Linked DNA regions of Homo sapiens: all the other regions are linked to region 6. A link is an interaction called in ENCODE POLR2A ChIA-PET data of the cell type or tissue named here. Cell type or tissue: Panc1. All regions are shown on one strand. Links, peaks and the distances in the headings refer to the core of each region. The heading gives the core; the rest is flanking DNA. Region 1 overlaps GCN1 (GCN1 activator of EIF2AK4). Region 2 has its middle 21 kb from the start of COX6A1. Region 3 overlaps GCN1 (GCN1 activator of EIF2AK4). Region 4 overlaps GCN1 (GCN1 activator of EIF2AK4). Region 5 overlaps RNF10 (ring finger protein 10). Region 6 holds the start of RNU4-2 (RNA, U4 small nuclear 2).

What was found. Peaks named below come from ENCODE experiments on the same cell type or tissue, not always from the same donor. Only the 100,000 strongest peaks of a DNase experiment are listed, where the experiment ranks them.
Region 1: POLR2A ChIA-PET joins it to region 6 with 19 read pairs; 12 of 35 experiments call an interaction of 5 or more read pairs at or near these places.
Region 2: POLR2A ChIA-PET joins it to region 6 with 14 read pairs; 7 of 35 experiments call an interaction of 5 or more read pairs at or near these places.
Region 3: POLR2A ChIA-PET joins it to region 6 with 13 read pairs; 15 of 35 experiments call an interaction of 5 or more read pairs at or near these places.
Region 4: POLR2A ChIA-PET joins it to region 6 with 14 read pairs; 28 of 35 experiments call an interaction of 5 or more read pairs at or near these places.
Region 5: POLR2A ChIA-PET joins it to region 6 with 12 read pairs; 13 of 35 experiments call an interaction of 5 or more read pairs at or near these places.

What each region holds. Positions count from the first base shown.
Region 1 is chr12:120,164,118-120,169,168 of GRCh38, reverse strand. GCN1 (GCN1 activator of EIF2AK4) reads left to right here. Exons shown (of 58, transcript NM_006836.2): 16 at 869-961; 17 at 4,448-4,523; 18 at 4,674-4,833. Among named protein-coding and RNA genes, the nearest start is that of MIR4498, 11 kb to the right of the region's middle. RefSeq lists an enhancer at 2,188-2,237. In Panc1, for the core only: no CTCF peak of the experiment used is centred there; no DNase peak of the experiment used is centred there.
Region 2 is chr12:120,414,378-120,419,428 of GRCh38, reverse strand. No RefSeq gene overlaps it. Among named protein-coding and RNA genes, the nearest start is that of COX6A1, 21 kb to the left of the region's middle. In Panc1, for the core only: no CTCF peak of the experiment used is centred there; no DNase peak of the experiment used is centred there.
Region 3 is chr12:120,170,097-120,175,147 of GRCh38, reverse strand. GCN1 (GCN1 activator of EIF2AK4) reads left to right here. Exons shown (of 58, transcript NM_006836.2): 13 at 979-1,077; 14 at 1,322-1,495; 15 at 4,827-4,979. Among named protein-coding and RNA genes, the nearest start is that of MIR4498, 17 kb to the right of the region's middle. In Panc1, for the core only: no CTCF peak of the experiment used is centred there; no DNase peak of the experiment used is centred there.
Region 4 is chr12:120,180,259-120,185,309 of GRCh38, reverse strand. GCN1 (GCN1 activator of EIF2AK4) reads left to right here. Exons shown (of 58, transcript NM_006836.2): 3 at 423-486; 4 at 1,067-1,198; 5 at 1,633-1,741. Among named protein-coding and RNA genes, the nearest start is that of GCN1, 12 kb to the left of the region's middle. RefSeq lists an enhancer at 1-1,103. In Panc1, for the core only: no CTCF peak of the experiment used is centred there; no DNase peak of the experiment used is centred there.
Region 5 is chr12:120,544,108-120,549,158 of GRCh38, reverse strand. RNF10 (ring finger protein 10) reads right to left here. Exons shown (of 17, transcript NM_014868.5): 2 at 2,558-2,754. Among named protein-coding and RNA genes, the nearest start is that of RNF10, 12 kb to the right of the region's middle. In Panc1, for the core only: no CTCF peak of the experiment used is centred there; no DNase peak of the experiment used is centred there.
Region 6 is chr12:120,289,122-120,294,172 of GRCh38, reverse strand. It overlaps RNU4-2 (RNA, U4 small nuclear 2), which reads left to right and starts at 2,270; the gene lies at 2,270-2,414. It overlaps RNU4-1 (RNA, U4 small nuclear 1), which reads left to right and starts at 936; the gene lies at 936-1,080. It also overlaps a transcript of SIRT4 not described here. RefSeq lists silencers at 946-1,055, 2,236-2,435, 3,173-3,467 and enhancers at 292-1,283, 2,276-3,267, 3,268-4,260. In Panc1, for the core only: no CTCF peak of the experiment used is centred there; DNase peaks (open chromatin) are centred at 1,092, 2,032, 2,542 and 3,202; H3K4me3 peaks cover 3,050 bases; H3K27ac peaks cover 3,041 bases.

The sequences.
Region 1 (5,051 bases), core at 340-4,339, 120 kb after region 6:
GCTACGCCGCCACGCGCGGCTAATTTTTTATATTTTTAGTAGAGACAGGGTTTCATCGTGTTAGCCAGGATGGTCTCAATCTCCTCACCTTGTGATCCACCCACCTCAGCCTCCCAATGTGCTGGGATTACAGGCGTGAGCCACTGCGCCCGGCCAGGCTTTCTTTATTTCATCTCCCAATCTCTGCACTGGGACACACCTGAACTTAACTCCTTTGGTTAGGAATGGAGCTCAGCTCTCCTCATGTAATATCGTGTGCTCACTGTGGCCATGCAAGGCACTGGGCTACCTGGGGGAATGCTAAGATGAACATGACCTTCTTCAGCAAATTTCAGGGTGCTTACTTCACAGTAGGCGCGAGGAAATACAGAAATATATCCGTAGCTTAAGACAAAATGCGGCATTAGAGCAGTTTTGAAGGAGAGATTGCTTTTAGTTGGGGGGGTGGGTATTGGGAAGGGCTTCATGGAGGAAGCATTTGAACTGGTACCCTGAAGCCTCTGAAGGATTTCATTATCCTGAAGGGATGGCCCAGTGTGAGTCCAAACAGCCCCAGTCAGGGAAGGGCAGGGAAAGCCAGAGTCTGTAAACCTCAGGTATTCCAGCTTGGCGCCTGGGGTGGATGGGAATTCCGGATGAGAAGCAGTTCACCTAGGATCCTGTAGGCAGCAGAGAGCCACCGAAGAGTTTCGTACAGGAGGTGATACCAGAAGGACTGAGGTCAGTTCCCCAAATGGAAGAGCACTGAGCCTCCTGCTGCAGAGGAGGGTTTGTCAGCAAAGCCCACCCCAGCAGCTTCAGGATGGAGTAGATCAGCTCTGGGGGATGTGGTGAGCTGCGTCGTGGGGTAACCTTTTGTTTCTTGCAGAGGCCAAACTGAGCAGTTTCTGGCAGTTGATTGTGGATGAGAAAAAGCAGGTTTTCACTTCTGAGAAATTCCTGGTCATGGCTTCAGAGGATGGTAAGTTACTCCATGCTTAGTTGAACTCGGGATTGAGGCAAAGTCTCTTTGGAAAATCTTCAGAGAGGACCCTTTCTTGACCAACCAGTCAGGTCTGCAAAAACCTGGGCCAGAGTGATCTGGCCAACAGCTTAGCTGTTGTGGGAATAAATTCATTCCTGTAGGGAACATAAGGTTAGGGAAATGGGACTTGGGAGATGTGTGGAGACAGAGCAGTAATGGCTGTGGAGCTACGACATGAGCTGTAATTATAGCTGATTGGGTAATTGGTGCTGTCTCGGAGGTTTTCTTGTGTTAAGGCAGCTGAGAAGCTCTTGTGGAGTCTGGCAGGCTCTACTCCCCCACCAAGAGACACAAAAACTACTGGTTTCTATCCTGGCAGAAAAGGAACAGTTGAATTTTAAATATGTGTTTAATATTCTACGTTGCCTTAGGAGTGTCTGCCACTAATTGGTGATTTGAAGAGTCGTTTGACTCATAAATCGCAACATCCCATTAATGAGCTACAACTGTTAGTCATTTCCTGGTTTTAGAAAAATTTTTAGCTAAATTTTGAAAAGGAAATAGACTAATGTAATTCAAAAATAGATACAAGAGGGTCTACATTGAAAATTATACCCCTGCTTTGATCTCTGGCTACCCAGTTCCTCGGCTATAGATAACCAATTTTATTAGCTTCTTCTGTAGCCTTGATATTTTATATATATGCAAGTAAATACCTGTATATGTTTGTTCTGTACCTTTTTTACACAAATGGTAGTGTGCCTGCCGTATGTACTGTGCTTTCTAGACCTGGAAATGAGTCCATATCAGTATATAATGAACTTCATCATTCTTTTTTTTTTTTTTTTTTTTGAGATGGAGTTTCGTTCTTATTGCTCAGGCTGGAGTGCAGTGGCATGATCTCAGCCCACCGCAACCTCTCCCCCTGGGTTCAAGCGGTTCTCTTGCCTCAGCCTCCTGAGTAGCTGGGATTACAGGCATGTGCCACTACCACCAGGCTAATTTTGTTTTTGTTTTTTTTTTTCTTAGTAGAGATGGGGTTTCTCCATGTTGGTCAGGCTGGTCTCGAACTCCCGACCTCAGGTGATCCACCTGCCTCGGCCTCCCAAAGTGCTGGGATTACAGGCATGAGCCACCATGCCCGGCCTCTTTTTATAACTCCATAGTAATTTGTTGTTGTTGTTGTTGTTGAGACAGGATCTCACTCTGTTGCCCAGGCTGGAGTGCAGTGACACAGTCATGGCTCACTGCAGCCTCGACCTCCCTGGTCTCAGGTGGTCCTCCCACCTCAGCTTCCTGAGTAGCTGGGACTACAGGTGCACACCACCACATCTGGCTAATTTTTGTATTTTTTTTTAAGAGACGGGGGTTTCACCATGTTGCCCAGGCTGACCTTGAACTCCTGGGCTTAAGCAATTCTCCTGCCTCAGCCTCCAAAAGTGTTGGTGTTACAGACATGAGCCATCGTGCCTGGCCTTAGTAATTTTTTTTTTTTTTTTTTGAGACAGAGTCTCGCTCTGTCGCCCAGGCTGGAGTGCAGTGGCGCGATCTCAGCTCACTGCAAGCTCCGCCTCCCGGGTTCACGCCATTCTCCTGCCTCAGCCTCCTGAGTAGCTGGGACTACAGGTGCATGCCGCCACGCCTGGCTAATTTTTTGTATTTTTAGAAGAGATGGGGTTTCACAGTGTTAGCCAGGCTGGTCTTGGTCTCCTGACCTCATGATCCGCCCACCTTGGCCTCCCAAAGTGCTGGGATTACATGCGTGAGCCACCGGATCAGGCATTTTTTTTTTTTTTTTTTTTTGAGACAGTCTCACTCTGTTGCCCAGGCTGGAGTGCAGTGGTGCAATCTCTGCTCATTGCAACCTCCACCTCCCGGGTTCAAGCAATTCTCCTGCCTCAGCCTCTTTGAGTAGCTGGGACTACAGGTGCACACCACCACACCTGGCTAATTTTTGTATTTTTAGTACAGACGGGGTTTTACTATGTTGGCCAGGCTGGTCTCGAACTCCTGACTTCAGGTGACCTGCCTGCTTTGGCCTCCCAGAGTGCTGGGATTACAGGCGTGAGCCACTGTGCCTGGCCGTAATTTTTAATTATTAAAAAAAAATAGGCTGGGGCCGGACACGGTGGCTCACGCCTGTAATCCCAGCACTTTGGGAGGCCGAGGCGGGCAGATCATGAGGTCGAGATCGAGACTATCCTGGCCAACATGGTGAAACCCTGTCTCTAATAAAAATACAAAAATAAGCTGGGCGTGGTAGCAGGTGCCTGTAATCCCAGCTACTCGGGAGGCTGAGGCAGGAGAATCTCTTGAACCCAAGAGGCGGAGGTTGCAGTAAGCCGAGATTGCACCATTGTATTCCAGCCTGGGTGACAGAGCAAGACTCCGTCTCAAAACAACAACAACAACAACGAAAACAAAATACATAGGCCTGGCATGGTGGCTCATGCCTGTAATCCTAGCACCTTGAGAGGCTGAAGTGGACTGATCACTTGAGGTCAGGAGTTCAGAATTATCCTGGCCAACATGGTGAAACCTCGTCTCTACTAAAAATAGAAAAAAAAAAATTAGCCAGGCTTGCTGGTGGGCTTCTGTAATCCCAGCTACTCAGGAGGCTGAGGCAGGAGAATTAGTTGAACCTGGGAGGCGGAGGGTGTAGTGAGCCAAGACTGCACCACTGCACTGTAGCCTGGGCAACATAGCGAGACTCTGTCTCAAAAAAAGTAAAAATAGGCTAGGTGCGGTGGCTCACGCCTGTAATCCTAGCACTTTGGGAGACCGAGGCAGGTGGATCACCTGTGGTCAGGAGTTCAAGTCCAACCTGGCCAACCTGGTGAAACCCCGTCTCTACTAAAAATACAAAATTTGGCCTGGTGCAGTGGCTCACGCCTGTAATCCCAACACTTAGGGAGGCTGAGGCAGGTGGATCACGAGGCCAGGAGATCGAGACCATCCTGGCTAACATGGTGAAACCCAGTCTCTACTAAAAAATATAAAAAAATTAGCGGGTGCCTGTCGTCCCAGCTACTCGAGAGGCCGAGGCAGGAGAATGGTGTGAACCTGGGAGGCGGAGCTTGCAGTAAGCCCTGAGATCGTGCCACTGCACTCCAGCCTGGGCGACAGAGCGTGACTGTCTCTCAAAAAAAAAAATATATATATATATATGTGTGTGTGTGTGTGTGTGTGTGTGTGTGTGTGTATATATGTGTATATATGTATATGTATATATATGTGTATATATGTGTATATGTGTGTATATTATATATAAAATAAATAAAAATAGTATATACTTTACTGATTCCAAAATACATGTGTGCATAAGCAAAAAAAAAAAAACAAGCTGTAATTTCACTTCGAGTGATAATCACATTTATATTTTGGTGTTAATTTTCAGTTCATTCCAGTTATTTCTGGGTATTGGTATGTATGTGTACACTTAACTATTTTAAAAACACTTCCATTCCTTTTCTTCCCTCCAAGCCCTGTGTACTGTGTTGCATCTGACAGAGAGACTTTTCCTTGACCACCCGCATAGACTCACTGGCAACAAAGTTCAGTACGTGAGGCTGGCTTACCTTTTCTTTTGGGCCAAATGAGGCAAAGGCTGGCAGGAACCCGAGAAAGGGTGTGTGGCAGGTGGAAGGGTTGGCTGTGGAAAGCCCTGCTCTTGGCCTTCCCCCAGACCTGTCTGTCCCTGTGCTTGCAGGCAGTACCACCGGGCTCTGGTGGCGGTGCTCCTGAGCCGCACCTGGCACGTCCGCAGGCAGGCTCAGCAGACAGTTCGGAAGCTGCTGTCCTCTCTTGGGGGCTTTAAGCTGGCGCACGGACTCTTGGAGGAGCTGAAGACTGTCCTCAGTTCTCACAAGGTGAGGGCATCTGGGCTCTAGAACTGGGGCTCTTGGATCCACTTAGCTGCCCCTGCTTACGATGTGGGGTTTTGGCTGGGCCACTCCCTGGGTGTTCTTTCTTAATCTGTGTGATGCCAGCATCTTCTGCTCTGCCGTCAAGCTCCAGTAACATCTTTCATAGGATTCCTTTTCCTTTTCAGAGACTTTTTTTCACATGTAGCTTAACCTTTTTTCCA
Region 2 (5,051 bases), core at 492-4,491, 130 kb before region 6:
GGAGTCTTTCCAAAGCATTCAACTGCATTCATAGAAACATCCGTCTTCTTTTCCGACTCATATTTTATCAGTTTGTCCTATATAATTATAAGATTTAATTACAAGAGTAACTGATGGCCGGGCGCAGCGGCTCATGCCTGTAATCCCAGCGCTTTGGGAGGCCGAGGCAGGCAGATTACTTGAAGTCAGGAGTTCGAGACCAGCCTGGCCAACATGGTGAAACATTGTCTCTACTAAAAATACAAAAATTAGCCAGGCATGGTGGTATGTGCCCGTAATCCCAGCTACTCCGGAGGCTGAGGCACAAGAATCGCTTGAAGCTGGGAGGTGAAGGTTGCAGTGAGCCGAGATTATGCCACTGTACTCCACCCTTGGCAACGGAGTGAGACTCCGTCTCAAAAAAAGGAGTAACTGATGGGAGAACCAACCCCCCTGACTCTTGATAACCACATGGTCACATCTTCACTCAACAGGAGTTAGTGGCTTGTCACACTAGAAATGAACCCACCAGCTGCTGTGGGCCTCACATTGTTCTAGATTTTATAGCAGGCAAAGCGAGCATTTGTTAAGCTAGTGAGCCAATTCCAGGGATTTTTTTTTTTTTTTTTTTGGTAGAGACGGGGTCTTGCCAAGTTGCCCAGGCTGCTTCTGAACTCTTGGCCTCAAGCAATCCTCCTACCTTGGCCTCTCAAGTCGCTGGGATTACAGGAATGAGCCACCACGTCTGGCCTCCCATGAATTTTTAATCCAGTGAGTTGGTTTATCCAGAAAGCTTTCCCTATACAACCATAAACAAAAAGTATAACAAAAAGTGATCTCACTGGAGTAATTGAAGTGACCAGGGTTGATTCTGTCCTTTTTACTCATTTATATTTTCCAGCTTTTTGTACCTTTAATGTAGATGAAAGTTGGGATGTGTGTGTGTGTGTGTGTTTTGAAGACTTAATTAAGACTATAGGGTCATATATGCCTAGGGCTGAATGAACTATACTAGACTTCAAATTCCTTGAATCGAGCGTATTGTAAAAGGCTGGACTTGACATAACATGCCTAATTGGGATAATGACAGTGGAAAAATCTTGGTATTAGGCCATGTTTCTCAAAGTGTGCCCCAGGACTGGCAGCAGCAACATCGCCTGGGAACTTGCTAGAAATGTAAATTCTTGGGAGCCGCCCCAGAACTGCTGCATCAGATACTTTGGGATGGGGTTCAGAAATCTGTGTTTGAACAAGCCCTCCAAAGGATTCTGGTGTTCCCTCAAATTAACAGATGGCTCACCTCACAGGTTTACCACTCAGAGGCTGTGTGATCTCAGACAAGTCACTGCACCTCTCTGAACCTATTTCTTCTCTGATAAGAATAATAGCAGACCTACCTTACAGAATGATTGTGAAGGTTAAATTAAATAATATGTGTAGGCACAGTGCCTGACACACAGAAGACACTCACTAAATGTTAGGAAAGCTAATATTATTTTTAGGAATTCATGAGTGGCAGCTCTAATTAGGGTGAAAAACATGGGAGTAGGGTGTGGTAGCTCACACCTGTAATCCCAGCACTTTGGGAGACTGAGGTGGGAGCATCACTTGAGTCCAGGAGTTGGAGACCAGTCTGGGGAATATAGTGAAACTCCTGTCTCCACAAAAAATTTTAAATTAGCTGCATGTGGTAGTATGTGCCTGTAGTTCCAGCTACTCAGGAGGCTGAGCTGGGAGGATGGCTTGAGCTCAGGAGATTGAAGCCGTAGTGAGCCGTGATTGTGCCACTGTACTCCAGCTTGGGCAACTGAGTGAGACTTTGTCTCAAAGGAAAAAAAAAAGGAAGAAAGAAAAACATTTGGGAGAAAAGAGGAAAAGATGTTATGGAGTTTAAAATATTTCTGGTGGGGAACAGTGGCTCATGCCTGTAATCACAGCACTCTGGGAGGCCTGAGGCAGGAGGATTGCTTGAGTCCAGGAGTTCAAGACCAGCCTGGGCAACATAGTAGGACCCCATCTCTATAAAAATAAATAAGTACCTATAATCCCAGTACTTTGGGAGGCTGAGGTGGGCGAATCACTTGAGGTCAGGAGTTCAAGTCCAGCCTGGCCAACATTGTGAAACCCCGTCTCTACTAAAAATATAAAAATTACCCGGGTGTGGTGGTGGGCACCTGTAATCCCAGCTACTCGGGAGGCTGAGACAGGAGAATCACTTGAACCCAGGAGGTGGAGTCTGCAGTGAGCAGAGATCGCACCACTGCACTCCAGCCTGGGCAACAGAATGAGACTCAGTCTCTAAATAAATAAATTACAAACTATTTCTGACTAGGCACTTTGACCTTATTATGTACCTTCACCCTCCGAATAAACATGTTAAAGTAGAAGCAGGTATCATTATATTCCCTGCCCATTTCACAGATATGGAGACTGAGGGTTGGTGGGGCTGAATGATAGCTAAGAAGTAGCAGAGCTGGGACCTAACCATATCCATGTGCCCCACCTCACTCTCAGCCTCAAACAGATGCAGGCAGATTGCCCACTCACCAGAGCCTCCCCCCTTCCCCAAACCATCTGCCCCTCTGATTGTTTTCTTGGGGCTCTAGAAGTCAGGCCTTTCAGCTCATCTTTACTGCACAGGGATTTCTCCATTGGCCGGTTTCTGCTGCCTGAGACCCTTGCCCAGCCCCAGCCAACACCAGCATGATTCACTTTCTGTTTTTTTGAGATGGAGTTTCCCTCTCGTTGCCCAGGCTGGAGTGCAGTGACGTAATCTCGGCTCACTGCAACCTCTGCCTCCCAGATTCAAGCAATTCTCCTACCTCAGCCTCCCAAATAGCTGGGACTACAGGAGTGCACCACCACACCTGGCTAATTTTGGTACTTTTAGTAGAGACAGGGTTTCGCCATGTTGTCCAGGCTGGTCTCCAACTCCTGACCTCAGGTGATGCACCCTCCTCGGTCTCCCAAAGTGCTGGGATTACAGGTGTGAGCCACCGCGCCCAGCCATGATTCACATTTGAACCTGAGACCAGAGCTCATAAATGCATTAATTCATTAATTTCTCAAACATTCTACATGCTATGGGATAGGTACTTGGGGTACAGAGAGGAGCAAAATGGACATTGGCCCTACTGCAAAGAACCTGAATATTCACGTGGAGTATTTCCCATCACTTTCTAGGCCTAGCCTTGATTTTTGCTGAACCCGGGCCAAGGCAGAGGCACAGGTGCCTCCACAGAGCAGAACCAGACAAATATTGTACACTATAGTCAGTGCAGGGATGGGAACACAACCTGGCTCTGTAAGAGGCCAGAAGAGGCCCTTGATCAATCTGCGGGTGGAAGGGAATCCATGAAGACTTCCTGCAGGTGGTGACCTCTGAGGCTGATTAGGAGGTGTTTGCCATAGTGTTTCATCATTTTCTCATTTTATAGATGGCAAAATGAGTCCAGAGAGAATGACTTAGCCCATGTATTCAATCAATTGAGCAAACATTTCCCTAATATCTACATTCCCCATTATTGAGCCCTGAGCCTGGGGATACAGAGGTGAATAAGGTTAACAGGCCTGCTAGAGGGAATGGTATAGAGAGGCCTCAAGTATCCAGGATACCTCACCAATCACTGCCCATTGGCCTCTGTTTTTTTGTATGTATTTTATTTTATTATTATTATTTTGTAAATTTTGAGACATGGTCTCACTCCGTTGTCCAGGCTGGAGTGCAGTGGTGGAAATATAACTCACTGCAGCCTCAATTCCCTAGCCTCAAGCAATCCTCCCATCTCAGCCTCCCCACTAGCAAGGACTACAGGCATGTGCCACTGTGCCCAGTTAATTTTTTTTTTTTTTTTGGTAGAGATAGGATCTTGCCATGTTGCCCAGGCTGGTCTTGAACTCCTGAGATCAAGAGCTCCTCCCACCTCGGCTTCCAAAGTGCTGGGATTACAGACGTGAGCCACCACACCTGGCCTATTTTATTTTACCTTTTTAAAAGTCAGGATTGGCCGGGCACGGTGGCTCACACCTGTAATCCCAGTACTCTGGGAGGCCGAGGCAGGTGAATCACCTGAGGTCAGGAGATTGAGACCAGCCTGCCCAATATGGCAAAACCCCATCTCTACTAAAAAATACAAAAATTAGCTGGGCATGGTGGTGCACACCTGTAGTCCCAGCTACTCAGGAGGCTGAGGTAGGAGAATTGCTTGAACCTGGGAGGTGGAGGTTGTAGTGAGCTCAGACCGTGCCACTGTAGTCTAGCCTGGGCAACAGAGCGAGACTCTTTCTCAAAAATAAATACATAAATAAAATTAAAAATGATAAAAGTCATGGTTATTGCAGTATACATACAGTAAAATTCTCCCTTTTTAGTACATATGTGGCAAATGCATAGTCCTGTAATCATCATCACAATCAAGACACAAAGACACAGGTCATCATTTGAATCTTTTTTTTTTTTTTTGAGTCGGAACCTTGCCCTTTTACCGAGGCTGGAGTGCAGTGGCGTGATCTTGGCTCACTGCAACCTCTGCTTCCCAGGTTCAAGCAATTATCCTGCCTCAGCCTCCGGAGTAGCAGGGACCACAGGCACGCACCACCACGCTCAGCTAATTTTTGTATTTTTAGTGGAGACAGGGTTTCACCATGTTGGACAGACTGGTCTTGAACTCCTGACCTCAGGTGATCCACCCACCTCAGCCTCCCAAAGTGCTGGGATTATAGGTGTAAGCCACCGCGCCCGGCCCATCATTTGAATCTTATGTTCATCCCACTTCCTGAGTCCAAGCCTTCCCCTTAATTCACTGTGTTATCTTGGGCAACTCTTGCCCTCTTTGAACCTCAGTTTCTTCATCTTTAAAATGGGAACCATAAAACCACCCTTACAGGATTGCTGTGAGGATGGTTGCCTGGCACACAGTAAGCGCTCAATTAACACCAGCTTTTATTCACACTCCTTCCCTTTTCTAGCCCTTTCAAACTCCCCCTCTCCCTCTGGTCTCTCTCCTTCTGGGTCTGTCTCTCCCTCTCACAGACACACACACAAACACACTCCCTCTGGGACACACACACAC
Region 3 (5,051 bases), core at 297-4,296, 120 kb after region 6:
TTTTTTTTTTTTTTTTTTTTTGAGAGAAAGTCTTGCTGTGTCATCTAGGATAGAGTGCAGTGGTGCCATCTCAGCTCACTGCAACCTCTGCCTCCCAGGTTCAAGCGATCCTCATGCCTCAGCCTCCTTAGTAGCTGGGATTACTGGTGCACACCACCACGCCTGCTAATTTTTTTGTATTTTTAGTAGAGATGGGGTTTCACCATATTGGCCAGGCTGGTCTTGAACTCCTGGCGTCAAGTGATCTGCCCGCCTCAGCCTCCCAAAGTGCTGGGATTACAGGCAGGTACAGGATTTCTCTGCCAGGAGTAGAGCTGTGATCTGGTAGTAGATAAGCTTTTTTTTTTTTTTTTTTTTTGAGATGGAGTCTCACTCTGTCGCCAGGCCGGAGCGCAGTGGCACAATCTTGGCTCACTGCAACCTCTGCCTCCCGGGTTCAAGCAATCCTCCTGCCTCAGCCTCTTGAGTAGCTGGGACTACAGGCACACACCACCACATCCAGCTAATTTTTTTGTATTTTTAGTAGAGACAGGGTTTCACCACGTTGGCCAGGATGGTCTCGATCTTGACCTCATGATGCACCTGCCTCAGCCTCCCAAAGTGCTGGGATTACAGGCGTGAGCCACTGCGCCTGGCCTAGTAGTAGATAAGCTTTAACATAATTCTTAGGTAAGGCGAAGCCTTCTTTGCATCTTGACTCCTGTGACGATCTTGGGTCCAGCCTGCCTCCCAGGACCCTGCTGCTTGCCTGCTTGACAAGAGGGACTTGTTCAGGTCTAGCAGGAGGCTTGGCTTCTATAGAAGGCAGGAGGTGTAGAGGGGGCATTGAAGGAAGATCAATAATGGCCAAAGGAGAGGTATGCCTGCTGGAGACACAGAAGAGGTCTGTGACCCAGAGTGCGGAGGTGGCAGCAGTGGGAAGACTTGCCTCTGTGGTTCTGTGCTGATAAGAGACTGAACAGGGAATCTGCCTTTTAGGGATTGGGAGCGTCAGTCATCACGTGGTGTCTGGACCTTCCAGTCAGGTCCTGAATGGGATCGTGGCTGAGCTGTTCATCCCGTTCCTTCAGCAGGAAGGTAATTCTGTGCAACATGGTGAGCATGCGTTCTGTACTCATCCTTGACCGTGGTTTTTCACAGTTGGAGCTTTCCTTCCATAAACCTCTCCTAAAGACACACCTCCCTCAGAGCAAGGCTCGTAGCTGTCTGAAATATCACTGCTTCCTCCCGCTTGTACTCTGGCTTGTTTTTTGCACTGCTTGCAATGATTTGACATGGTTATAAGACATTGGACTGACTGGACTTCTGCTTTTTGCCCTAGTTCATGAAGGGACCTTGGTACACGCTGTCTCAGTCCTGGCTCTCTGGTGTAACCGATTCACTATGGAAGTGCCCAAGAAGCTCACTGAATGGTTCAAAAAAGCTTTCAGCCTTAAAACCTCCACATCTGCGGTGAGGCATGCCTACCTGCAGTGCATGTTGGCCTCTTACCGGGGTAAGACAACTCCCAGGGCTAGTGTCCAGGTCTCCTTGCAGAGGTTACTGAGTCTTTAGGGTATTGTTAGTGTTCCCGCTTTCCCTGTTAGTTCAGCTTATTTTGCACTGTTTAATTCTTCCTGAAATAAATGAGAGCATTGGGCTTAGCCCAAAATCCGAATTCAGTCTTCACAACAAATTCTGGCTTCTCCCCCTTGTCAGACTTTCAAAGTACAAAGCTTTATTCAGAGAGGACCAGAACCAGAACTTGTCACTATAGTATCTGAAATCATGGAGAAATGACTCAGATAAGACTGGTTTAAGGGCTGGGTGCGGTGGCTCACACCTGTAATCCCAGCACTTTGGAAGGCCGAGGCGGGCAGATCACCTGAGGGCAGGAGTTCAAGACCAACATGGCGAAACCCTGTCTCTACTAAAAATACAAAAATTAGCTGGGCATGGTGGCGGGCACCTGTAATCTCAGCTACGTGGGAGGCTGAGGCAGGGAGAATTGAACCCGGTAGATGGAGGTTGCAGTGAGCCGAGATTGCGCCATTGTACTCCAGCCTGGGCAACAGAGCAAGACTCTGTCTTGGAAAAAAAAAAAAAAAAAAGACTGGTTTAAAAAATCCAACTTCGTGTAAACTTTACTCTGGACTTATTAAAAATGACCACCGCCCTTCCTTCAGTGTTGAGGAACCTACTGTCATTTGGGCAAGCAGAGCTGGGGGAAACTTTCAAATCTGTATAGGAGCTTGGTCTCCAAGCTATAAACCTCTATTACTGATTTCCATCTCAGAGATATGCTTGTATTTCTTTTTAAAAAGATTTAAACTTATGAACTGTATTTAAAGAAGCATCTAGGAGAGGCTGGGCACAGTGGCTCACGCCTACCAGCACTTTGGGAGGCCGAGGCGGTTGGATCACCTGAGGTCAGGAGTTCGTGACCAGCCTGGCCAACATGGTGTAACCTTGTCTCTACACAAATACAAAAATTAGCCAGGCATGATGACAGGTGCTTGTAATCCCAGCTACTCGGGAGGCTGAGGCAGGAGAATCGCTTGAGCCCAGGAGGCAGAGGTTGCAGTGAGCCGAGATCAAGCCATTGCACTCCTGCCTGGGTGACAGAGTGATACTCTGTCTCAAAAAAGAAAAAGAAACATCTAGGAGATTCCAGGGCCTCCTCTTGGGAGGGGACCCCCTTCTGTGTGAAATGTCTTGTCTGATGAACTTTGTACTCACATATTTCTTTTAATGATAAGGGAAGAAGAATCTGACCATAAGAGATTTTTGCACTGATTTGAAAGCAATATATCTTTTTCTGAAATATGTCTCCCAGCTCAGAATCATAGATCATCTTTGTGCAGTGGTTTGTGAGGTTTATTCAAACCACAGGTAGTGCTGATTGAAGTCATAGATTTTCCATGGGTAGAAATGTACGCTCAATACATTTTCAGCTGCCTTAGGGATATAGTGAACTCACATCCATGACTTAAAAACAGTCTATGAGGCAGGCGAGCTGGCTCACGCCTGTAATCCCAACACTTTGGGAGGCTGAGGTGGGAGGATTGCTTGAGCCCAGGAGTTTGAGACCAGCCTGGGCAACAAAGTGAGACCCCCATCTCTACAAAAAAATTAAAAAAATAGCTGGGCATGGTGGTACATGCCTGTGGTCCCAGCTACACAGGTGGCTGAGGCAGCGGGATTGCTTGAGCCCAGGAGTTCAAGATCAGGCAGGGAAACATAGCAAGACTCTGTCTCTACCAAAAATTATATAAAAAGTCTATGTACTATATATATCAGTTTGCATTATTGCTGCATTGAATGACCATCAGTTGTAGGTGGGACTTTGAATTGTAGATGGCAAAAACTTGGTTTTACCTAGTCTCTTCAGCTTGAGCTAGTTCTGCTCGTTGCATTTATTTTTAATTTATTTTTTAAAAAAGGAATGCAGAGTGCCAGAACTCAATGCTCATTGCTTTTAAAATAAACATAATATAAAATAAACCTTTTAAAAACAAAACGAAAATAAACCTCTGTAATAAAGATTTCTTGGATTCAAGTATAAAACATTATCTGGGAAACTGCTTTCATTGTGAAATGTTCTGATGTACCCATTTAGTAGCTATGGAAACATGGAACAACAAACCAAGGTGTTGGGGTAGGGGGGAAGAAAACATGTGCTTGAGCTATAGTTTTTTTTTTGAGATGGAGTTTCTCTCTGTCACCCAGGCTGTAGTGTAGTGGTGCGATCTCAGCTCACTGAAACCTCCGCCTCCTGGGTTTAAGCGATTCTCCAACCTCAGCCTCCTGAGTAGCTGGGATTACAGATGCCCACCACCATGCCTGGCTAATTTTTGTATTTTTTAATAGAGACAGGGTTTTGCCATGTTGGCCAGGCTGGTCTTGAACTCCTGACCTCGGGTGATCTGCTCGCCTCAGCCTCCCAGAGTGTTGGGATTATAGGCATGAGCCACCGTGCCCAGCCAAACTATAGTTTTAACTGGTTTCTCTTTTTTTTTTTTTTTTTGGAGATGGGGTCTCGTTCTGTCACCCAGGCTGGAGTGCAATGGCACAATCTCGGCTCACTGCAACCTCCGCCTCCTGGGTTCAAGCGATTCTCCTGCTGCAGCCTCCTGAGTAGCTGGGATTACAGGCGTGCACCACCCCACCCGGCTAAGACAGGGTTTCACCATATTGGTCAGGCTGGTCTGGAATTCCTGACCTCATGATCCCCCCCGCCTCAGCCTGCCAAAGTGCTGGGATTACAGGCATGAGCCACTGTGCTTGGCTTCCTTTTTTTTTTAAAAGAGTTTAGTTCAGAGGTCAGCAGATTTGGACCCAAATTTAGAATTTGGGTCCGAAGGTCATCTGTATGGGGGAAGAGTACCAGATGGGAATTGACAGGATTGAGGGTGGCTCTGACTTGCCTCAACTAGCCGTGTGACCTTGAGCAACACACCTAATGTCTCTGCTTATCCATCAATTGAATAACTGGACCACGCCCAGCTAATTTTGTATTTTTAATAGAGACGGGGTTTCTCCATGTTGGTCAGGCTGATCTCGAACTCCCAGCCTCAGGTGATCCACCCGCCTCGGCCTCCCAAAGTGCTGGGATTACAGACGTGAGCTACCGCACCTGGCCATAAGGATTATCTTTCTCCCTCTAATTTTGTGGCTGTAGAGTTTGATTTAAGTTTTGATTTCACTTCACTTCTTTTTGAGATATTTGAAAAATTAACTGAAGGGTTTTAGTCGTCTGGTTCACAGCTGGTTAGATAAATCCTTTCTCAGTCCTGTCATTTCCAAGGATCAGGATGTCCTTTAAGGTGCTTGTCCTCTCTCCACAGGTGACACGCTGTTGCAGGCCCTGGACTTACTGCCCTTGCTCATCCAGACAGTGGAGAAGGCAGCCTCCCAAAGCACTCAGGTTCCCACCATCACTGAAGGGGTTGCCGCAGCCTTGTTGCTCTTAAAGTTGTCAGTGGCTGACTCACAGGCTGGTATGAGTCCAGAGGTGTCTAGGATGGTAGAGACAGGGGCCTCTGACAAGAGTCCTTGGGAGGTGTGTCTTG
Region 4 (5,051 bases), core at 622-4,621, 110 kb after region 6:
TAGTACTTCAGTGTTGCACTGTTTTTTAAACCGTTTATTAGAATGTATGTGAAGAAAGGTACGCCTCCTAATGGAACAGCTCACTGAATCATCACATGTTAAACACCAGTATAACCAGCACCCAGATCAAGAAGTAGAACCATTCCAGCACTCCTGAACCTCCTCTTGATGGCATGTGAGGTTTCGAGGCCACTTTTATTTTCTTAGTTTCGTTCATTTAGCAAATGTCTACCCAAAGCTTTTCTGTACCAGGCATTTTCCTAGAGTCCTGTTTTGTTGTTGCTTTTTCCTCTTGGGGAGGAAGGTCTTAAATATATGGGGAGTGTCCAGTGGGCTGAGATCATGTCTGGGCAGAATACCTGACTCCAGCGGCTTACCAAGTGATTTTTATTGACCGCTGTCTGTGTAATCTCTGGTTTCAGATCTTCCAGAGGGAGCAGTGAAGGGGCTCTGCAAATTGTTCTGCTTGACTCTGCATCGATATAGGTGAGTCCCAGCCAAAGGCCCCATATGTGGAGCACTTTGTACAGAGAGGGGATTTAGAGTAGTGGTTAGAGCCCAGATTAGAGCCAGACTGCCTGGTGCCAAATCTGGGCTATGTCACATCCTAGCCATTAGATCCTGGGCAAGTTACTTAACCTCTCTGTGCCTCAGTTTCCTTGTCTGCAGAATGGGGATGGTGCCATTCTCTATCTCATGGGTGGTTGTTAGTAAGCGTGAGGTGCCTGGAACAGTTGCCTGCTGTGCCATAGTGGTCAATGTGTTTATGCTGCCATTTAGTCATGTGTGTTAAATCGTCTGGCCTACTTTGAGACCCTTATAACTGCTCCATAAATGTAGGTGCTGCCCTTACACACTCAATGGCTTATTTGCCCTTATGAGATACTTTTAGAACTCTAGGAGGAGGTGAGTTTATCTAGTTATTTCCTAATCCCTTCTCTGTTATCCACTGGAATATGGTGTGATCAGTTTCTCCTGAGAAAGACCAGTGTATGGCCTGAGCAGCCTTGCCCCTGCCTCTGCCTGAGGTCTGCATGTTCACCCTTTCCTTTGCCTCTCCCCCTAGAGATGCAGCCTCCCGCAGGGCCTTGCAGGCAGCCATCCAGCAGTTGGCTGAGGCCCAGCCAGAAGCCACTGCTAAGAACCTTCTACACTCTCTGCAGTCTTCTGGTATAGGCTCCAAAGCAGGTGTTCCCAGGTAAGAGGTAAAAGTTGTGGCCCCCTGAGAATTGGTACAGTCCTGCTCAGGAGAAGCTGATGCAGTTGACTGTGCACCAGAGGGAGGAGCCAGGATAGCAAGCTTAGTGGAGAAAACCACTTTCCCGAGGAGCAGGGTTGGGAAACAGTGGAAGCAAGGCCATTTTGAGGGGAACCAGTTGCCCACCAGGCCCCTAATGGTGGAAGCCATCTGTTTGTTTTTATAGTTGTCAGTGCCAAGAGATGGGAGTTTGGCCACTGAAGCCTGGACTTCTTGTCCTGAATTGCCACAGATGGTTTGTGGGGAACTTGTTTCAAGTTCTGTTCCATGAGGTGAAGGGAGGGTCCTGCATTACCAGGCGGGGCCTTAGGGACAGTGTTCGTCCTCAAGGTGGAGGCTGCTGCTCTGAACTCATCCCCAACTCTGCTCTGCAGTAAGAGCAGTGGCTCTGCCGCCTTGCTGGCCTTGACCTGGACCTGCCTCCTGGTGCGCATTGTCTTTCCATCGAGAGCCAAGCGACAAGGAGACATCTGGAACAAACTGGTAGGTTCCCTGTGTCTCTGAAGTAGCAAGGGTCAGCTTTCTGCCAGGAGTTAGAGCATGTTTCAGCACCTTCTTGGTGCCAAGTGCTTTTCTGGGTGCTGGGTGACCAGACACTCTGAGTTGTCCCGAGGTGTGTGGCTTTGGTGGATGGCCATGAGTGCAGCATAATCACATTGTTTGGTGTATTAGACATTTTGGAGCTTCTCTGTCAGGCATGGTGCTAGGCACTAGAAATGCAGTGATGCACAACAGAAATGAGGCCCCTGATTTCATGGCATGTGTGGAAGCCGTGACAGGCCAGAGTTGGGAAGACAGCCAAAAATCAAGTAGACTAGAAAATATCATAGTGTAAATCCTCTTGGTGTTTTTCTGGCTGATCATTCCATTCCCTGTGTTTGATTTCAGTGTTGAACTGGTGAATGGAATGGATTTTTTGTCTTGGTTTTGGTTCTTAAATTCCCTCTTTCCATTCTCTACCTGCTCCTTCCATATTCTCTTCTTTTTCTTTCCCCATGTCTGCTCACCAGGTTGGGAGGTGAGCAGAGCAGACATGTGCCTGGGTAGGCTTAGTGTAGGTCATGAGGAGTGGTTTTTTAGTGTAGGTCATGAGGAGTAGTTTTTTTTTTTTTTTTTTGAGACGGAGTCTTGCTCTGTTGCTCAGGCTGGAGTGCAGTGGTGTTGGCTCACTGCAACCTCTGCCTCCTGGGTTCAAGCGTTTCTCTTGCCTCAGCCTCCCGAGTGGCTGGGATTACAGGTGCCTGCCACCACACCTGGCTAATTCTTTTGTATTTTTAGTGGAGACAGGGTTTTTCCATGGTGGCCAGGCTGGCCTTGAGCTCCTGACCTCAGATGATCCGCCTGCCTTGGCCTCCCAAAGTGTTGGGATTATAGGTGTGAGCCACTTTGCCAGGCCTTGGATCTGATTCTTGTCCATGAGACTTGGCTGAGTCACTTAACTTCTGAGCCCATTTCCTCATTTGCAAAGTGGGAAAGAAAATACTACTCACCCTGTCCACCTCAAAGAGTTGTCGCAAAGCCAGGTTTCGTTGAGGGTTGAGATGACTGTGGAAACTGGAGAGTCCCAGGCAGGTAGGTGCCAGTGATGACCGGCCTTAGGAAACACAAGTACCGCTCCATGAAGCAGCCTGCTGGTTAGATAGAGGGCTGCATCCCTGGGAGCTTATCCAGCGCACCTCTGGGGACAAACATGGAATGGCTGTCAGTATAATTGATTGATGATGGATTAGAATGCTGAAACCTTGAGGGTCAAGGATTACGTATTGTGAGCTGGGACTCTCTTGGATTTGCTTCAGGGAATGGGTGTCATTGTTACCAAAAGCCTCCTTGTAAGAAGGGGCAAGCTCATTGGCTTATCTGCACTGAGTGGTTTTTTTTGTTTTTTTTTTTTTGTTTTCTTTGAGAGACAGAGTGTAATTCTGTCACTCAGGTTGGAATGCAGTGGCGCAATCTCGGCTCACTGCAACCTCTGCCTCCCAGGCTCAAGCAATTCTCAACCCTCAGCTTCCTGAGTATAACTGGGACTATATGTGCATGCCACCACACCTGGCTAATTTTTGTATTTTTAGTAGAGATGGGGTTTCACCATGTTGGCCAGGCTAGTCTCAAACTCCTGACCTCAGGTGATCCGTCTGTCTCAGCCTCCCAAAGTGCAGGGATTACAGGTATGAGCCATTGTGCCCAGCCTACTTTTTTTTTTTTTTTTTTTTTTGAGACGGAGTTTTACTCTTGTTGCATAGGCTGGAGTGCAATGGCGCGATCTCGGCTCACCGCAACCTCTGCCTCCTGGATTCAAGCGATTCTCCTGCCTCAGCCTCCCAAGTGGCTGGGATTACAGGCATGTGCCACCATGCCCGACTAGTTTTGTATTTTTACTAGAGACGGGGTTTCTCTATGTTGGTCAGGCTGGTCTCGAACTCCTGACCTCAGGTGATCCGCCCGCCTCGGCCTCCCAAAGTGCTGGGATTACAGGCATGAGCCACTGCACCTGGTCGTGCCCAGCCTACTTTTAAAAAAATGTATTAAAAAATTTTTTTATACACACACCATGATTCTGCAGACTTCTTTTTTTTTTTTTTTTTTTTTGAGACAAAGATCTTGCTCTGTCACCCAGGCTGGAGCACAGTGGCATGATCTCAGCTCACTGCAGCCTTGACCTCCTGGGCTCAAGCGATCCTTCTGTCACAGCCTCCTGAGTAGCTGGGACTACAGGCATGCTGGTGTATGCCTGGCTGATTTTTGTATTTTTTTAGAGATGGGGTTTTCTTTTGTTGCCCGGGTTGGTCTCGAACTCCTGGGCTCAAGGGAACCACCTGCTGCGGTCTTCCAAAGTGCTGGGTTTATAGGTGTGAGTCACCACGCCCAGCCAGTAATCCTTTCTATACTATGCTATATATAGGGAGTCCTCTGTTGCTTACGGTTTTTTATTGTTACTAACAGTTCTGCAAAGAATAACCTTGTACATATGCCATTTTGTATACATGCAAATGGAATTTATCAGCATTGCTTTCCACAAGCATATCTGCTTGCTTGCTTTTTCTTTTTCTTTTTTTTTTTTTTGAGACGGAGTCTCGCTCTGTCGCCTAGGCTGGAGTGCAGTGAGGCGCAATCTCGGCTCAGTGCAAGCTCCGCCTCACGGGTTCACGCCATTCTCCTGCCTCAGCCTCCCGAGTAGCTGGGACTACAGGCGCCTGCCACCATGCCCAGCTAATTTTTTTTGTATTTTTAGTAGAGACAGGGTTTCACCGTGTTAGCCAGGATGGTCTCGATCTCCTGACCTCGTGATCCGCCCGCCTCAGCCTCCCAAAGTGCTGGGATTACAGGCGTGAGCCACCGCGCCCGGCCACAAGCATATCTGTTTTCTGAGGGTGGCAGTTCACACGACTCACTAGTGACCTTGGGCATTTATGGCACATAAAGTCTCTGAGATTTTTGTTTGTTTTTTTTTGAGACAGAGTCTTTCTCTGTCACCAGGCTGGAGTGCAGTGGCGCTATCTCGTCTCACTGCAAACTCCACCTCCTGGGTTCAAGCGATTTTCCTCCTGAGTAGCTGGGACTACAGGCGCCTGCCACCACACCCGGCTAATTTTTGTATTTTTAGTAGCGACAGGGTTTCACCATGTTGGCCAGGATGGTCTCGATCTCTTGACCTTGTGATCCGCCTGCCTCAGCCTCCCAAAGTGTTGGGATTACAGGCGTGAACCATTGCACCTGGCCTTTATTTTTTGAGATGGAGTTTCGCTCTCGTTGCCCAGGCTGGAGTACAAAGGCGTGATCTCGGCTCACCGCAACC
Region 5 (5,051 bases), core at 381-4,380, 250 kb before region 6:
TCCTTTTGTTACTGGGGATGAACTGGTAGAGTTCCTATCTAAGACAACTGCTCCACTTCTCACTAGATCTCAAGGACTCAAGGACATTGCTCAGCAATTCTCTCCCTTTTCCCCACATCACTTTGCCTCTCACCAGGACCATCCCATGAGCACAGACATGTTATCATTTCCCTAATCTTAAAATCCCTCAGCCGGGCGCGGTGGCTCATGCCTGTAATCCCAGCACTTTGGGAGGCCGAAGCGGGCGGATCACAAGGTCAGAAGATCGAGACCACCGTGGCTAACACGGTGAAACCCCGTCTCTACTAAAAATACAAAAAAAATTAGCCGGGCGTGGTGGTGGGCTAATAGTCCCAGCTGTAGTCCCAGCTACTCGGGAGACTGAGGCAGGAGAATGGCGTGAACCCAAGAGCGGAGGTTGCAGTGAGCCGAGATTGCGCCACTGCTCTCCAGCCTGGGGGGACAGAGCGAGACTCCATCTCAAAAAAAAAAAAAAAAGAAAGAAAAAAAATCCCTCAAGCTCATATTCCCTTCAAGCACCGCCTCACATCTCTGCTCCCCTTTAGAGCAAAGCCACTGAAAAGTACTGTGTAAATTTGCTGTTTCTTCTTCCCATCCTCCTATTCTCTCCAATCTACATGCCATTTTCAAATCGAATGGTCAACTTTCAGTCCTATTCTTAACCTATCAGCAACACTTGACAAAACTGATCACCTTCTGCAACACCTTTCAGCAATTTTCCTCCCGCCCTGACTGTGCTCTCTTCTGCTGGTTTCTTATCCAGACTCAGAGGTTCAGTTCTTGAACCTAATCCGTTTTTGGAACACTCACTCCTTAATCTATCTCACTTAGTTCCACAGCTTTAAGCACCAACTGTATGCTGACAGCTCTCTAACCTGGGTCTCTTCCTTGACTGCTGATTCACAGTTAACTACCTACCTCTACTTATATTCTGCTTATATTTATCAAATAGGAATTTCAATGTACATATAACATTTCCAAACTGAAGTTCTTTATCTCAACCCTATTCCCCTCTCCCAAAAAAACTTTGTGCTCTTCTTGAAAGAATGTTCTCCATTCCAGCAAAAGGTACCTGAATTGGGCTTATGCCAAAAACATTACTCATCCTTTTCTCTGCTCAGACCCCACATCTAACAAAAAGTCTTGGCTCTATATGGAAGTAATATCTCAAATCTTAACGTCTCTCACCACCTCCATCACTCACCCTCTTTCAAAGCTTCCATCACTCTCACCAAGAATATCTTTGTAGTCTCTTAGTCTTCCTGCTTCCACTCTTCCCCTTTAAAACTCCGCATCAGGTTACCTTACTTTTCTCCTTAAACCTTTCAATGGCTTCTCATCTCTCTGAACAAAAGCCAAAGTCCTTCAAAGCCCCACATGATCTGATCCCTTTCCTAGTCTTTGGGTACATTTCCTACCTCTCCTCCTCCACTTACGGTAGCCTACTTGCTTTACCTCAAACCAATAAACGCACTACCACCTCCCGTCCCTTGCATGTGCTATTCCTTCAGGCTAAGACACTCTTCCTCAAAACCATGTAACATGGCCAGGTGTGGTGGCTCATGCCTGTAATCCCAGCACTTTGGGAGGCCAAGATGAGAGGATTGCTTAAGGCCAGGAGTTCAAGAGCAGCCTAGACAACATAGTAAGATCCACTCTCTAAAAAAGAAAAAGAAAAAAATTAGCCAGGCATGGTGGCATGCACCTGTATTTCCAGCTACTCAAAGCTGAGGTGGGAGGATCACTTGAGCCCAGGAGGTCAAGGCTGCAGTGAGCCATGATCATGCCAATGTACTACAGAGCAAGACCATCTTAAAACAGAGCAAGACCATCTTAAAACAACCATATAGTGTGCTCCCTTGCTTCTTTTAGGTCTCTCTCAAAATCCACCTCCTCAGAGAAGGTGTCTTTAAAGCACCTTCTAAAACTGTTTTCCTTGTTACTCTCTATCCCTTTACTTCCCTCAGTCTATATTTTTTTTATCTGTCTTATTCTATCATAATTGCATGGTATGAAACGTAATTTACTCTATCAGTCTCTTGTAGATAGGCATTTAGGTTATTTCCCAATTTCGCAACTACAAACAAAGCAGTGAATACCCTTGTACATAAATGTCTTTATGCACTTACAGAAGCATAGCTAAGAAACTCCTAAAAAAAATTTGAGACTATAGATATATGCATTTTACATTTTGCTAGATTACAAAGGCAAATGTCATTAATGTCATTTTATTACCTAAATATTCCAAAAAGTACCTCTAATTCAAGAGTGATAACAGAAAGACCATACAAATTAAGGAACCCCAAATTTGTCATAAAGGAAATTTTCCTTCCTCCAAAGAAATTTTCATAACCTTCAGGGGAAAAAAGGAGGCAAGGTTTCAAACCTGGTTAACCCTCTCGCCTACTCAAGACTGCTTTGATTATCTATTCCTCTACCTCTTGTTCCCCTTCTCAACTACTGATAAACTGGGGGACGGGGGATGGGATCAGATCTCATGCTTATGCTCTAGAAAGGACATTCTCAAATTCCATACCTCATCTCGTCTTCCACCATTAAAAGAAGAGCTAAAGAGTTTGCTGCTGCCGCCGCCCCTTTGAGGAGGCATCTTGTTAAAAGTCTTGCTTTTCTGTGAACTGGAGCGACGGGACTGGTTGTTAAAACTTTCATTTTTGGGGTAGGAAAGTTCACGTTTGCGATTATAACGCTTGGATCCACTGGAGTTCTTTCCATCTGAAAGCAAGAAACACAAAAGAACGTCTTAAGAAGCTGATACATTCACTTAGCCAACTGCCCTCCACCTCCCAGCAAAAAATAAGGGTGAATAGGCCCTTTGACCACCTTCAGGAATCTGGGTTTGGGCCAGAGCATGAGTGCTTTGAGCAAGACAACACATAGTAGAGTGTTTTTTTCTTGCAATAATGAAGCCTAACGGGTCCCCTCCCTCAAAACAAACACAGCGTAGATCAAACCACATGGATTCTCAATCCATAATGTCTTTACTTTACACAGCTTAACCACTGTCCTTGTAAAAGTTCAGTCAGATAAAGTTACAGGAAATGAAACAGGCATTCTGTATTAAGGAAAAGTATTTTACCTGGTAACAGGACAGAAGAGATTCCTTTTTAAATTACTATAACATAACCAGATTCTATACTACAAGGGGTTGTCCTAGGCCTTAGCAAATATATTCAAAAGGCATTAACAGCAAAACTGTGTTTACAGAAGCTCTAGAGGTCAAATTCAGAAGCTGTTAAATTGACAGAACAAAAGAAGTTGAGCTCTAAAAGCATACTGGGGGCTGGGCGCAATGGCTCACGCCTGTAATCCCAGCACTTTGGAAGGCCGAGGCAGGTGGATCACCTGAGGTCAGGAGTTTGAGACCAGCCTGGCCAACATGGTGAAACCCCATGTCTATTAAAAATACAAAAAATTAGCCGCGCATGGTGGCGGGCACCTATAATCCCAGATACTTGGGAGGCTGAGGCAGGAGAACTGCTTGAACCTGGGAGGCAGAGGTTGCAGTGAGCCGAGATCGTGCCACAGCACTCTAGCCTGGGCAAAGAGCAAGATTATCTCAAAAAAAAATTTAATTAAATAAATAAAAGCATATTGGATCAGATTGAGTCATATCCTTTTTAAAAATGGCCAGGCGCGGTGGCTCATGCCTGTAATCCTAGCACTTTGGGAGGCCGAGGTGGGCGGATCACGAGGTCAGGAGATTGAGACCATCCTGGCTAACACAGTGAAATCCTGTCTCTACTAAAAATCCAAAAAAAAAAAAAAAAATTAGCCGGGCATGGTGGCGGGCACCTGTAGTCCCAGCTACTCGGGAGGCTGAGGCAGGAGAACGGCGTGAACCCCAGGAGGCAGAGCTTGCAGTGAGCTGAGATCGTGCCACTGCACTCCAGCCTGGGTGACAGGGCGAGACTCCGTCTCAAAAAATAAAAAATAAAAATGTTTCTTGTTTTTCTCTTCAATTATAATATGTGTTCAATTCTGAAAATAGTGTAGAATAATTTAAAGTTGCCAGTACCCACAGAGCACTAACTCATTAACAGTGTTTTCCTTTTAATCTCCATTTTACATACGTGTCACAAATCTTATATAAAATGACAAGCATAGAAGATATATTGTTTTCTGCTTACTACTCTGTGAGCATTTTTATGCATCCCTAGTCTTCAGAAGCATGATTAATTGCTGTACCCTTCTTGGCCACATACTTACAGAATAATGTAACCAATCCCCCATTGTTGTATATTTAGGTGGCTTCTAATTTTTTGTTAGTTTAATATAATACCATTGGGAGTCTCTTTACACAGAGGCTTAGGTGATTATGTCAAATTCTCAAAAAGTGGAACTGACAGATAAAATATGGTCATTAAAGCCATTTACACATCCCTAGGTTGCTTTCTAGAACCGTTACACCGATTTATTTATACTCTAACAACATAATAATTACTTATGCACTTTATTTATTTAGAGACAAGGTTTTGCTCTGTCACCCAGGCTAGAGTGCAGTGGCACAATCTCGTTCACTACAACCTCCACCTCTCAGGCTCAAGCCACCCTCCCACTTCAGCCTCCTGAGCAGCTGAGACTACAGGCACTCACCACCATGTCCAGCTGATTTTTGTGTTTTTTGTAGAGACGAGGTTTGCCTTTGTTGCCCAGGCTGGTCTTAAACTCCAGAGCTCAAGTGATCCATCTGCTCGGCCTCCCAAAGTGCTGGTATTATAGGCATGAGCCAACACTCCCAGCCAATTTTTTTTTTTTTTTTTGTAGAGTTGGGGTCTCACTTTGTTACCCTGATTGGTTTCCAACTCCTGGACTCAAGCAATCCTGCCTCGGCCTTCCAAACTGTTAGGATTAAAGGCATGAACCACCATGCCTGGTTTATCTTTTTTTTGTTTTTAACAGTCTCACTCTATTGCCCAGGCTGGAGTGCAGTGGCGCAATCTCGGCTCACTGCAACCTCTACCTCCCGGGTTCCAGCAATTCTCCTGCCTTGGCCTCCCAAGTAGCTAGGA
Region 6 (5,051 bases), core at 363-4,362:
AAAATACAAAGAGTGGTGGCATGCATCTGTAATCCCAGCTACTTGAGAGATGGAGGCAGGAGAATCGCTTGAATCCGGGAGGCAGTGGTTGCAATGAGCCGAGATCATGCCACTGCACTCCAGCCTGGGCAACAAGAGCAAAAACTCCATCTCAAAAAAAAAAAAAGATAACATCTCATACAGTGAAATATTATTCAGCCATAAAATTAATGAATTCCTGATATATACTACAACATGGATGAACCTTAAAAACATTATTCTGAATGAAATAAGACTGACCTCAAGGACAAATATTGTATGATTCCATTTATATATATATAAAGTACTCACAAAGTCATAGAGATAGAAAGTAGAAAAGAGGTTGCCACGGGGGCTGGAGGAGAAGGGAACAGGGAGTAAGGGTTTAATGGGTACAGAGTCTCAGTTTCCACCCTTGGGCATGAAAGATAAAGTTCTGGAGGTAAGTAGTGATGATGGTTACACAACAATGTGAACATATTCTATGCCAGTGAATTTACACTTAAGGTTAAAATGGTAAATTTTATGTATACTTTGGCATAATTTAAAAAAAAGTTTGAAAAAGAAAAAAGACAAAACAATAATCGTCTTTGGAGAAGTCTGTTACACTGAATCTGGAGCCAAGTGAACAGAACCCTGATTTTGATCCCTTTTCTCTCAAAAGCCCTTCGCAGTCTCTGAATTAAGTCTATTAGCATGTTCCTCCCATAGTGCTTTGCTTCATATCAACAAAAACCTAGCTAAGTGAAATCAGCAACGATATGCAGAAACCACCTACGCAGGTCACAAACATCTTTCTATGATTGTATAATTTTCAAGCAAGCAATAAGTGAAGATTTTTCCATAGGCCCTAAACTCACCTTTGCGAAATAGGAAGCTGGTTTATTGGGAGTGATGAGCAGGGGGCGTAACAAATTAGCTTTGCGCAGTGGCAGTATCGTAGCCAATGAGGTCTATCCGAGGCGCGATTATTGCTAATTGAAAACTTTTCCCAATACCCCGCCGTGACGACTTGCAATATAGTCGGCACTGGCAATTTTTGACAGTCTCTACGGAGACTGAATTTTCTTGCAGTTGAACAACAGAGGCTTTTTTTGTGTGTGTGGGGGTGCTTGGTTTTGGGAGGTTGAAGAGTACTTGTTCGCAAACTCTCTAAATGAGAGATGGGGAAGTGTCTTACCAGCTGATTCGCGAGAGCACCTGCAAGTTTACCTGTTTTAGTGATTTGCGTTTATGAAAGTTGGAGTTGCTGATTTTGTGATCTCTACTTTTAAGGTAAAAGCAGGGCGGTGTTGACTTTTCTTGCCAGTTGGCTGTCCTGTTTTCTTTCTCGCACTGTTTTCTTTTTGAGACGAAGTCTGTCGCTCAGGCTGGAGTGCACTGGCGTGATCTCGGCTCGCTGCAAACTTTGCCGAACCCCTGTTTAGCGATTTCCGTTTGTGAAAGTTGGAGTTGCTGATTTTGTGATCTCTACTTTTAAGGTAAATGCAGGGCGGTGTTGACTTTTCTTGCCAGCTGGCTGTCCTGTTTTCTTTCTCTCGCACTGTTGTTTTCTTTTTGAGACGAAGTCTGTCGCTCAGGCTGGAGTGCACTGGCGCGATCTCGGCTCGCTGCAAACTGCCGCCCGGGTTCAAGCGATTCTCGTGCCTCAGCCTCCCGACTAGCTGGGATTACAGGCGCCTGCCCACCGCACCCCGCTGATTTTTTTGTATTTTTAGTAGCGACCCCGTTTCACCATCTTGTCCAGGCTGGTCTTGAACTCCTGACCTCGTGATCCACCCGCCTCGGCCTCCCAGAGTGCTGGGATTACAGGCGTGAGCCACCGCGCCCAGCCGTGTTCTCCATTCAGATTTTGTCACAGTGACGTCCTAAAATTATTCCCAACTCCCCCCACCCTGCTGTTTCCGCACCCTCGAGCACAGCTAGTCGTCCGTCTGCGCCCTCCAGGCTCGCTTTCCCACTGCTCACTCTCCTCGCTCAAAATTCAAGTCTCAACCGAGTCATCTCTGTGACGTCACGTTGATTTGCATAAGATTCCCCAGCGTCCCAAGCGAATATTCTTATGGTTTTCAAAACCTGAATGTTTGACACGGGATGTTCCAACAACAAGAAACCTCCTATGCAGATGGGCCTTAAATACGGCTGGTGGAGTGGGAACACGTCGTATACACGGACACACGGGCAGGCACTCACCCTCAATGTAATGGTAGTCATCATCCGTGGGGGAGCGGGGCGCGAACAGAACCTTTCCAGCTTTGCGCAGTGGCAGTATCGTAGCCAATGAGGTTTATCCGAGGCGCGATTATTGCTAATTGAAAACTTTTCCCAATACCCCGCCATGACGACTTGAAATATAGTCGGCATTGGCAATTTTTGACAGTCTCTACGGAGACTGAATTTTTAAAAGTCTAAAGAAAAGGGTTTTAGGAAGTTGTATTATAGCAGGTTGTGTCTTATGTTTGGTTTGATAAGTTATGAGCTGTTCCTATGATAGTTTTTTGGTTGTTGTTCAGGAGTATTCCGTGATTGAATGTCCGGGGTTCTGTGCGGGTACTGTGAGTTGTTTTCCAAAATGTATGACACTATGTTGGGAACTGGGTTCTAACTAAGACAGTTATCGTTAATCTTTTTTATCCAAATGCAGCCAGCGAGTGAGCTACTCCACTTCCTTTGTCACTGAAGGTCACAGATTCCCTTAAAGGGAAGGGGAACTCTAAAACTAACACATTAATACATCCAAAGTCTTCCTTTTTTTTTTTTTTTTTTTTTTTGAGACGGAGTTTTCGCTGTTTCCCAGGCTGGGGTACAGTGGCGCGATCTCGGCTGACTGCAACCTCCACATTCCGGGTTCAAGCGATTCTCTGTCTCAGCCTCCGGAGTAGCTGGGATTACGGGAGCCCAACATCACGCCCGGCTCATTTTTGTATTTTTAGTGGAGACGGGGTTTCGCCTTCTTGGCCAGGCTGGTTTCAAACTCCTGACCTCAGGTGATCCGCCTACCTCGGCCTTCCGAAGTGCTGGGATTACAGGTGTGAACCACCGCGTTTTCTTCCTTTTAAAGCGACCAAGAGGGAAAAAGGCACAGAAGATTGCTCAGGTCCTACTGTGGAGTCCTCGGCAGAGCTGGGGCTTATCAGGTTCTCTTGCCCCTAGTGTGGTACTTGTTCCCACTACACCAGCCTCTTCCAGTCTTACCTTTTTACGAAGACCTGGGCTGTCCATGGACAGAGGTCCTCAGGAGTCACAACTCTGGGCATGGCGGATCCAGCTGGACCTGCTTAGGACACCGCCCATAAAAGACTCCTCCAGCCTGTAGCAAAAAGAGGTGGCAAAAAGGGTGGCAACAGTACCTACAAGGTCAAAGACGGTGCTGGGAAAAACAGCTCCAGTGGCAAATTAAACTCAGTCCCCAGTTCAAGGACCTCACAGACTGGAGACGTGGAGGCGAAGGTAGCAGTGAGCTGAAATTGCGCCACTGCACTCCAGCCTGGGTGACAGTGAGACTCTGTCTCAAAAAAAAAGAAAAAAGAAAGAAGAAGAAGCCGGGAGCGGTGGCCCACGCCTGTCATCCCAGCACTTTGGGAGGCCAGGGCGGGCAGATCACGAGGTCAGGAGTTCAAGACCAGCCTGGCCAACATGGTGAAACCCTATCTCTACTAAAAATACAAAAAAAAAAAAAAAAAAAAAAAATTAGCCAGCCATGGTCGTGGGCGCCTGTAATCCCAGCTACTCGGGAGGCTGAGGCAGGGGAGTCGCTTGAACCCGGGAGGCGGAGATTGCAGTGAGCCAAGACCGCGCCATTGCCCTCCAGCCTGGGCGACAGAGTGAGACTCCGTCTCAAAAAGAAAAAAAAAAAAGTTATCCAAAACTTAGAAATAACGTGAAAAGAAGAGTGCATGTCCTTTCAAAATCAAACTACAACAATTTCTTAAATTTTGGCGTGCATAAAAATAACCTTGAGAATTTGTTAAGACACAGATCGAATCCCCATTCCTAGAGATTCCAATTCAGGAGGCCTGGGATGGAGACTAAGATTCTGCATTTCTAAAAGTTCGCAGGTGCTGGTCCAGGGTCCACAGCTTGAACAGCAGGGGAAGAAATGTAGCATTGTATAATTAGCATCATCACACGCTAGAAGAAAACTCGACTTACTGTTTATTGCAGATTTTTTATTAGAGATGGGTTCTTGGCCGGACCTGGTGGCTCACGCCTGTAATCCCAGCACTTTGGGAGGCCAAGGCAGGAGGATCTCTTGAGTCCAAGAGTTCAAGACCAGCTTGGGCAACATCATGAGACACTTGTCTCTACCAAAAAATATGAGAATGTTTTTGTTGTTGTTCTTTTTGTTTTTGTTTTTTGGAGAGAGCAGGGTCTCACCCCGTCACCCCAGCTGGAGTGCAGTCATGCAATATCAGCTCACTGCAATCTCCACTTCCCAGGCTCAAGTGATCCTCTCACCTCAGCCTCCTGAGTAGATGGAACTATAGGCACGTGCCACCACACTCAGCTAATTTTATTTTATTTTTTGTAGGGGTGGAGGTTTTGCATATTGCTCAAGCTAGTCTCAAACTCCTGGGCTCAAGCCACCCACCTGCCTTGGCCTCCCAATGTGCTGAGATTACAGGCATGAGCCATCGTGCCTGGAAAAATTAAAAAATTAGTGTTTGCCTGTAATCCTAGCTACTCAGGAGGCTGAGGCAGGAGGGTTGCTTGAGCCTAGGAGGTCGAGGCTGCAGTGAACCGTGATATCGCCACCGCACTCCAGCCCAGGTGACAGAGTGAGACCCTATCTCAAAATCCCCCACAAGGAAAATCCAAACAAAAAAATTGAGGTAAAATTTACATAACATAAAATTAACCATATTAAAGTGGATCCATTTTTTTGTTATTATTCTGCAAGCAAGGAGGGGAGAGAGGGCTTCATGTGATTTTTACGTATCATTGTTTTCTGTTTCAAATCTAAATTCTTTTTTCTGAATACAAAAATTACTGCATGTTTGTATATAAAATTCAAATATACACATGAAACAGTG